Linked DNA regions of Mus musculus: region 2 is linked to region 1. Evidence: chromatin contacts called from ENCODE POLR2A ChIA-PET data. All regions are on one chromosome and are shown on one strand. The core of a region is the stretch at or near the end of the contact, and the rest is flanking DNA. Distances in the headings are between cores, read along the strand shown. Region 1 holds the start of Sidt2 (SID1 transmembrane family, member 2). Region 2 holds the start of Bud13 (BUD13 homolog).

What was found. ChIA-PET counts read pairs that join two places held with the same protein, here RNA polymerase II (POLR2A).
Region 2: POLR2A ChIA-PET joins it to region 1 with 10 read pairs in embryonic stem cell. The contact joins the promoter of Bud13 here to the promoter of Sidt2 in region 1. POLR2A ChIA-PET finds 5 or more read pairs at or near these places in 3 of 5 experiments (Patski and embryonic stem cell).

What each region holds. Positions count from the first base shown.
Region 1 is chr9:45,952,305-45,957,132 of GRCm38, forward strand. Sidt2 (SID1 transmembrane family, member 2) reads right to left here and starts at 2,945. Exons shown (of 26, transcript NM_172257.4): 1 at 2,420-2,945; 2 at 821-942; 3 at 445-609; 4 at 310-355. The coding sequence starts at 2,602. It overlaps A830035O19Rik (RIKEN cDNA A830035O19 gene), which reads left to right and starts at 1,682. Exons shown (of 1, transcript NR_152206.1): 1 at 1,682-3,694.
Region 2 is chr9:46,280,361-46,285,188 of GRCm38, forward strand. It overlaps Bud13 (BUD13 homolog), which reads left to right and starts at 2,652. Exons shown (of 10, transcript NM_146000.2): 1 at 2,652-2,813. The coding sequence starts at 2,671. Zpr1 (ZPR1 zinc finger) reads left to right here. Exons shown (of 14, transcript NM_011752.2): 14 at 678-2,283. The coding sequence ends at 812.

The sequences.
Region 1 (4,828 bases), core at 1,695-4,194:
TGCACTGTCCCTGCCTGTCTATCCACACAGGAGCTCCGAGAGTCCCACCCTAGAGACAAAATTAATTGCTAGTCCTAGCAATTCTGTACCTACTCCTGCTCTCATATCCAAATCTCCCCCAATTTTCTTTTTTGTTGTTGTTGCTATCTTGAGACAAGGTTTCTCTGTGTAACCTTGGTGACTTAGAACTCACTATGTAGACTAAGCTGGCTTTGAACTCAAGAAACCCACCTGACTCCCAAATGCTAGGATCAAAGGCATGTGTGACCACGTCAGGCTGAGGGACCCCATTTTGATAAGGGATTTTACCTGGGGCTGGGCTGCAGTGGTATTAAAAGTAAACAGCTCTCCAGTCCTACAGGGAAGAGAGGAACCCTACAATTACGCTCAGCACTTGGGAAGAAGGCAGAGGCTGTGAGGTCCCCTCTCTCTTACCCTCAATACCTGAGCACAAAATTGTCCACACGGTTGACTCGGAGCTGGTAAGTGGTATTGACGGGTGACAGGGTAGACACGTCCACATAGAAAAACTGGATCTCAGACTCATTCTTGGTGGGGGGCTGACACAGAGTTCGTTCCACTTTTTGGTAGAGGTACTTCCGCTGATATCTATGGTCCAAGACAGAGAAGAGTGTGACTAGTCCCAGCCAGCCTGAGTTCTTCCTATCAGGTCCCCATATTTCCCATTCCCTGGGCTGACAAAGTTACCCTCCTGCCACTGGGCTCAGGGAGAAGGGAGAAAAACAAAAAGGTTCCCCGGGTGAGGGTCCCTGAAAACCTGGCAAGGATGCCCCTCCCTACATCCCCAGGTCTTACTCACAGTCCTCGAAGGATTAGGGGCACCTGGAAGGACACAACAGCCTCCTTCTGGCGGACCACAAACAGCAAAGGCGCCCCTTTCTGCTTGTTCAGGACATTCACAGACACTCGCACACCCTCGGTCTGCAGAGAAGGAGGCATCCTCTTTCAAACTCAGCTCTCTGTTCCTCAGACACATGACTCTACAGACTGCAGGCTGAGCTCTGCCCTGTGCCGTCCATCCTGGCCAGCCAGGACACTGTCTGTGCTTCTCCTTGTGAGGGAACAGGCCAAGTTTCTAGAAATGACTGACACTGTCCGGTCCGAGGCTTGAAGAAGCTCGCTCTTGGAAGAACGGGTATACAGAGCAGCAGAACCCAGGCAACAGCAGGGATATGCAGCGGAGACCTTAGAAGGTTCCAGGATAGCCCACATGCACACACATGTTATAGACACGTGTCTACACACGTCCCTGTGCACACACTGTCACGGGAGATCAAGACGTGCCCTCAAGCCCTCAATCTTCTTCCTCATGAACTAGGAAAGCAGCAAGAAGCTCCGGTTCCACTGCTACTCTGGAGGCCAGAGCCCTGCAGGGAGGGGTGTAGGGAACTGTGTCGAAATACAAGTTGTCTCTCTAGTTCTGACCATGGGCCAAGCTCTGAAGTGACTTTCCATCTGAACCTTGATTCACCCTCTCTAAGAAAATAAAGAAATAACCCACCCTCTCTGCTGCGGACAAAGCTACACAGGACAGTGGGCGTTTAAAAGTGAAGAAATCACAACTGCAGACAACTAGTTACTAGGTTGCTGAAACCAAATCTAGGGGTAACGTTTCCCTGAGGGGTAGGTGCCACTTCCGGGATGATCCTGGAAATGGTACTCAAAAGGGGAGATCAGACTTCAAGGAAATGGATCCTGATGGTTGATCATGGCCTGCCAGAAACCAAACTCCTCTCCCTCCCAAAGAAAGCCTCAGGTGCCTCCTCCTCAACTCCAGTGCTTCCGAGTCAATCCAGATCGGGCCTTGGAGAATGAGCAAGAGAGCTAGGCAGGCCACACAGCCAGGCAGCAAGAATCTCCCAGGCTGTGCTCTGCCTGGGCCCAGCTCTGCCAGCCTTCTTTCTACTTTCACTACTGGGAAGAAATGAGTAAGAAGTCGGAGATAGTTCTGTCTTAGAAACAAACTCCCTTTTCTCTTGCCACTCAGCCTTCGAGGGCCTTATCTTGTCACCTTCAACTTACAAGGCCAGCTGGCTTTCTGAGGCAAGGAGGTCTGTCTCCTTCACCTCCCTGTGACCGAGCTCTTTCAATTCTAAGTTGGCCCCATCTGGAGTTGTCTGAGCCACGCAAGGCTGGGAGCCTGTTTTCCCCTCACCCCGACCTCACAGACTGAGAGCTAGATTGAGAGCCAGGTCACAGAGCAGACCAGACCGGTCCTGATCACAGCTGGTGGCAGGGAACTTCCCAAGCTGCCCCGCTGGAGCTGCCCGGGAATGCTGGTGGAAACCAGGTCTTGGCAGGGGGAGGGCGGCTCAAAGGCTGGCGGAGAGGAAAGGGGCAGCATCAAGTCCAGGCCGGGCGCCCACCCGCTCGGCCGCCCGTGGAGTCCCGCGCTCACCCGGTTGCGGGTCACGGTGTGGTTGAAGGTGTAGATGTTGACCAGCTCGCTGTTGACGTCGTCCGCGTAGGTGCGCTCAAACTCCGCGTCTTTCTGCGAGACGTTCTTGGGCCCCAGGGCCCCCAGGTGGCTCTCGACGGAGGCCACCAAGAGCACGCACAAGGGCAGACGCCAGGCGATCATGGCCCGGGACGGCGGGGATTGGCGACGGGACGGCGACCGGGCGCGTTGCGGCTGCCGCAGCAGCTTCCAGCATCTCACCGGGACCAGAACTTTAACCCCGGCCTCAGATAGGACGCGTCCCCTCCCTGGAGCCGCTCCTGGGCCTCGCGCGGATCCCGGCTCGCGAGGGCGGCACCGCGACCCGCTACCCCAGCCCGGCCCAGCCCGGCCCAGCCCGGCTGGAGACCCGGCGTCCGCTCGCGCCCGGAGAGCCGAGGCGGCGGTGGCCCTGGCCCGAAGGCTTCCCGGACGCGGGCCCTTTAAGGGCGGCGGACGCGGCGCAGAACTCGGAGCTACCAGGAGCTGCGCCGCGGTAAACAGCGGGCTGTGCCCGCCCGCTTACGTCATGGGAAACCGACGCGGATTTAAAGGGCCAGGCTGCCTCTACTTCCCACGCAGCCGTCGCCGCCTCCTTCCTTCGCTGTCCTGTGAGCGTCTGGAGTTGGGTTTTTCACGAAGGATCACTAAGTATTGGATTCTTGCTTTTGTGGTCCGCGTTTTTTTGGCTTTTTGAGACGGCTCACATAACTCAGGCTGGTCTGGAACTGGTCGTGTAAGTTTGGAGAGTCTTGAACGCCTGATCCTCCTCCCACCTCTACTGCTGGGTGTTGGCATTGCTGGCAAGATTCACAGAGCCCAGTAAGTGCAGGGTCTTGCTGACAGATGATTTCTTTGCTCAAGACAGGAATTGTGCTCCAAAATCATTACCCCAGCATCATTCTTTTTCCCTCATTGGCTCATAAAAGCGCCTGCCCACTGAGAGCAGCTCAGCGGCCGCTCCCCTCTCACAGTAGAGGGGATAACCAGAACCAGGGCACCATAACCAGGATGCCTTCCAACCTGTGAGCTCTGTCCCTACTCTGCAGAAACTGCTTTGTTTGTTTGAACAAAGCCCACGGAAAGATTCTGACCTTTCGTTGTCAACTGGCAAAAACCTTTCTGAGGAACTGTTTTGGCTTAGGCTTAAAAGAGCTCTATACCCTTCAACCCAGTCATTCCACTCCAGGGACTGTGTCCTACGAATAAGAAATACAAATAAAATATGGGGACAGCAATTTGCATCCCTGTGATCTTGAGAAAGCTCAAAGGAAACTGCTTGTTCACAGTGAAGGAAGAGGTGGTCAGAGATACTACTATGAAGTTAAGCAGATAGATTCTTAATACCATCAAAGGGACATCTAAGGAGGGAATTCAAGAATAACATTATATAAGTGGTATATAATCCAAACTTCAGACATAAATAGGAAAATATGCACAAGAACCGAGCTGAGATGGCTTATCAGGAAGAGGCACTTGCCATGGAAAGCCCGGCCTGAGCTCTACACCAGGGAGGAGAGAACTAACTCCACAAATTTGTTCTCTGACTTCCACAGACACCTGGCAACATGTGCTTGCGCACTTCACACACAGACACATGAACAATAATAAATTATATATATATATATACACACACACACACACACACACACACACATGTACAAGGGTGGATGAAGTGTCTCAGTGGGTGCGGGTGCTTGCCAAGATGCCTGATGACCATCTCTGGGACCCAAAAGGTGGAAGAGGGGAAAAACCTGACTCTGCAAGTTGTCATCCGCCCTCCACATGCATGCTGTAGCACCTCTGAAACATACACATATACACAATATGTAATTAAAGGTCATTACAAAGAACACAGACACACACACAGACACACAGACACACACATACACACACACACACACTTGGGTTCCATCCTGTTAGGAAAAGTATCGGTTCAGGGAGCCCCAAACCAAGTTCTCAGCACAAAGGAAGATTGATTTGCCACAGAAGGCATGGAATATGAGACAAAGACAGGAGACAGTGGATGAGGGAGAAGGGGAAGGGGTATTTGAGGACAAAGGACTGCCTCTGGCTAGAGAGGAGACAAATGTGGCCCATAGGGAAATGATGGTTTATAAAGGTAAAATGGGAAACTCCATGTTAGGATGAGGCGTTTAATTTTAATTGGGCATGTTAATTAGGCGAGCCAAAGGGAGCTTTTGATTGCTGGACTTCAACACTTTGATAGCTGGACCTTGGTAATCAACCTCAGGTGAAAGGATTGGCTAAATTAAGGAACAGACCTTGGGGGCTAGCTTTAGGAATGTATAATGTCTTTTTAGAAAGACAAATGGGGGAGAAGGGCAAGGCCTGCCAAGCCATGCTCAC
Region 2 (4,828 bases), core at 1,402-3,901, 330 kb after region 1:
CTGGGTCTGCTTGTCTTGTTCTTATTCTCACCCTCAGCATTGGAGCTTCCATTCTGCATCTGACTGTGAAGTAAGGAGCAATAGGAACCTGGCCAGAGGTCAGGACAGGAAAGCCGAGAGGTGTTGGCTGAACGGGCAAGCAAACATCTGGCAATTGATCCATATCAAACTGCAGCAAAATTGTGTTGAACCTGGGGCCTCCTCCTTACTTTAGTATTAATGAGCACTGATGGGCCTGGCAAAACTGGCCTAGTTTTTCACATAATTAAGATCATTGTGGTCCCCCTCCCTCAAAACCTTTTTTTTTTTTTTTGAGACAAGTCTTTGTTATGTAGCCTGGCTGGCTTTAAATTTGTAATCTTTCTGCCTCAGTCTCCAGAGTGCTGAGATTATAAGCAATCACCAACTTTGGCTACATTTTTTATAGGAAGGCCCATATATAAAAGTACTTAGAACTGGGGGTTAAACACTTGTATGCATGTACAGGGGCTTGGGTTTGATACTAGCATACACACACACACACACACACACACACACACACTTTTGCAGAATGTAGCCGTGGGCTCTAGAGACCCTGCAAATCCTGTGCATTTCTTCGGAGGTTGAGAGTCAGCCGTGGGAGGGGATGGCGGGCTGCACAGGCGCTGACCGTCGTCTGTCTGCTCTTGGCCCTGCAGAATGTGTATGCACCTGAAGACGATCCAGAGATGAAGGTCGAGCGGTACAAACGCACCTTTGACCAAAATGAGGAGCTCGGGCTCAATGACATGAAGACAGAGGGCTATGAGGCGGGCCTGGCCCCACAGCGGTAGCAGTGGCCAGCTCACTGGCCAGCTACAGTGCCACTCACACTGCAGGGTTATCTGTTACTGTGGGGAACTGACGAGGAGTGCTCAAGCCCTCGTCCATGGTGAAGAGGTTACCACTTGAGTTAGAAATGTAAGCACCCAAGATTAGCAGCTGACGGACGAGGCAGCTGCAGCCCTACTGTGCTCCTTGACCTTCTTTTGGAGGTTTTAAAGTCGGCGTGAGAAGAATCCCAGAAACACCAGGCGGTCTGCCATCACCGTTTGCCTGTCAGCTCTCTGACCTCCAGTGCTGGACCTTTGAAGTCTGGGGAAGTGAAATACAAGTTTCTGCTGGCTCTGGGCATGTGAAGTACTGACTCAGCAGGGAAGGATGTCGGAGGGGCCGAGCAGGCACAGGTGAAGACGCCACATTAAAGTGATGGCCTTTAAACGACACCCGCCTCTGCGTTCATGTCCTTACTGATTACCATGTGCTAGACTAAGCTGGGTCACACTGAGTCACACTCAGCTCCGAGGAGACTGAGGACAGCTTGGGCCATGCAGTGAGAGTCCGTCTTCATGAAAAGAAATGAGGAAGGAAAAACCAGTTTAGTTTCCTAAGCAAATCTTTCTTGAGGTGGCTGCTGTAGAGGCAGCATTTGATTCACTCCAATAGGCCATCCTGTCTGCTCTGAGCCAGGTACACCTGTGTGGAGTCTAGCTGTTCTCATGCAGCTTAAAGCAGTCTGGAAAAGCAGGGTGGCACACACCTTTAATCCCAGCAGAGGCAGGTGGTTCTATGAGTTTGAAGCCGATTTGGTCTACAGAGGAAGTTCCAGGACAGCCTGGGCTACACAGAAAAACCCTGATTCAAGACAAAACGAATTCAAACTGGATAACCAGCACCATCCTTGTTTGGCCTCTGCTAGCAAAAATTAGAGCCAGGCAGTATGAAGATGTGTGGGTTCCTGTACTTACCCGAAAGTTCTTATTATCTATAAAGGAGGCTAATAAAACTGAAGGGTAGGTCATGGTGTCCAGCCACTTGAGAGGCTGAGGAGGAAGGCTAACAAATTCAGGGGCAGCTTAGGCAATTTAGATCTTCAACATTCAAAAGAGTGGGGATGTAGTTCTATAGAACTCCTGCATACCATGTGCAAAAGGCCTTGGGTTTAATCCTCGGTGCTGGATGAAAGAAAAAAAAATTGTGAGGGTTAAGTGAGAAGTCATAAAACACTTAACCCTTTATAGAAGAAACTCCAGAATCTTCCTGGTTTCTTTGCCACACTGACCACGAATCCATTTCACTGGGAAGAGTTTATATCATTTTTTAGAAAGACATATCAAAGGTGAGAAGGTCAGTACAGGTTTGATAAAAACCTATCAAACTTTTATAGTCACAAGTTTGACTTCCCCTAAATGGTACCCGGAAGCCTCTTCCAGCAGACTTCCCACCAAAAGGTATTTATAGCAATAAAAGTGATTGAAATTGAAACGTTTGGTACAGCGTCCATTATTAAAACGCTGCTCAAGAATGTGCCCCTAGTGGTACAGCTATGGTAAGTCCCACCATTCATACAGGTGTTCTTCCTTACTCTGGCGCTGATGCTGCCAGGGTAGGATCATGTTACATCGGCCTGTGGCTTCTCAGCTGAGACAGCGTGGGCTGCAGGCTGTTGCACCGATTCGTCGTCTCAGGAAAAGCACAGCCAGCCCGAGATGCACGCACTCTCCCCTGGAGCCTCTTAAGGCTCAAGTCTTTAAGTCCAGCAGTTCAAAAAGTCCCCGTCCTAAAGCTTCCGCTTCTGGCTCCACCCCTACCGTTTCGCGTTGAAGAATTTTGTCCCCCACGCCGAGCTGTTGCCCCGCCCTCGCCGCTGCCATGGCGGCAGCTCCGCCACTCACCAAAGCTGAGTATCTGAAGCGTTACTTGTCTGGGACAGATGCTGGCTTGGAAGGAGGTCCCGAGGCCGGTCGCAAGCGGCGCAAAAAACGGCCGAAGCCTGGAGGCGCTGGCGGCAAGGGGTGAGTGGACTGGTGAGGTGTCGCGCTGCCCGGTGGCGCCCTCGGCCGCAGCTCTTCCTCGTCCTGGCCCGCGCGGTGCTGCCGACCCCGGCCCGAGCTCAGGCCCCGCTCCACTGCCCCGGGGCGGGATTGTAGCTGCCACTGGCAGCTCAGACCTCATCCTCTGAGCAGCGCCTTCCTTGTGTTAAAGGCAGCTAGAACTTAACTCACTTTCTCCCCGCGTTTGTAGCTTACGTCGTTCCATGTACAGATTGAAAGTCGTGTCCAAGAATAGCAAAGCTGATTCAAACCTTTTTCTTTCTCACTTTATTTCTCTCTTTCTCCCTTCCCTTCTCTTTCTTTCCTTCTTCTTTTTCTCTTCCCTCTTCTTTCTTTCTTTCTTTCTTTCTTTCTTTCTTTCTAGATCCAAAAATCTCTTTCTGAGGGTTCCAAAGTGCCAGGAACTGATCTGGAATCAAAGACCCATATCCTATTACTCACATCTACTACTAACAGTAACAACTAAAATGGGAACAGTTCACATCCTGTGCCTGGCCTCTTTCTAAAATAGTTGACCATATAGCTTTCAGAACATTGTAATGGAGCAGACATTTATATTAAACACTATACTTCCAGATTGCAAAGAGATGTGCTGAGACAGAGTTCAGATGAAATGTCCATTAGTAACTTGGCCACTGGAATCTGGAAAGGTTGGGTTAGGATATCCAACATCAACCTACAGAACAAAAGGAAATGTCTGTATTTGTAGGCTTTAGAGCAGCAGCCCTAAGTTTAGCAGCTTACTGAAGGTGCTATTTTGGATAGAAAGTTGAAACTCTGGGGGCTAATTCCATTCTCACACTCCACCCCCAGGTCTACTAAATGCTTATCAGCTTAAAGAGAGTACTAGATAGGATACAAAGTGTGGCTCACCCTCTCTGTGGGGCAGTATCATGGTCTAACAGTATTATTACCGTATGGTCCATTGAACTGGGTCGAATTAGTCCCTCATTTCCACACTTCTCTTCATTAGAGCTTGAGCATGACCTCATTTATAGATGGAATCTTTGTGGTGTTACCAGTTAAGATGAGCCTATATTCAGTTAAGGTGGTGTTGAATTCAGTGTGGCTGATGTCCCTGGAAGAAGGGGCAATGGCATGCAGGGGGAAAGTTTAAGCTTTGGAGCAATACTGATTAGAATTAGAATCCTAGCTGTGCTACTTATAGCCTGAGTGGTCCAGGGCAAGAGATGTTCATCTCAGCCGGGCGTGGTGGCACACGCCTTTAATCCCAGCACTCGGGAGGCAGAGGCAGGCGGATTTCTGAGTTTGAGGCCAGCCTGGTCTACAAAGTGAGTTCCAGGACAGCCAGGGCTACACAGAGAAACCCTGTCTCAAAAAACCAAAAAAAAAAAAAAAAAAAAGAGAGAGATGTTCATCTCTCTGAGCCTGAAGTCCCAGCCCCTTACTACTTGTCTGAAATGGTTGTTGTGATTAAAGCTGTGTCATGTGTTCCTGGCATTTCAAATAACCTCCTCCTTGCAGCACAGTTCATCTGTGTGGCACACATTTATTTATTGGCTTGCCACCACCTTACAGTAATTGGGGCACTGGTTCCTGAAGCTCAAAATGATACACTATTTTCATGTCAACTATTCACATCCTCTTTAAATCATCCTTAGATTAATTACTTAAAAGCCCACTACAGCTTAGGTAGTATGCCAGTAGTTACGTTATATAGGCCATTGTAACTAAAGAAAGTCTATCTGTTTAATACATTGGCCATTCCTTTTCCCCTGGTTGAGTTTGCAGTTGTGAAGTCCATGGGTGTGGAGGGCTGAATACCTCCTGTGACAGTTGTGTTGAAGAAGCCTTGATGAACAAAAAATGTATTAGTCAGCAGGATATGGTGGTAAAAGTCTATAATCCCAGCACAGGGGAGGCTGGGCTGGAGGATAGAGAGCTGGAAGCTAGCTATAGGGAACAACAACAAGAAGAAGGGAATAAATAAGAGAATGCCTTAGCCCTTGGCTGTT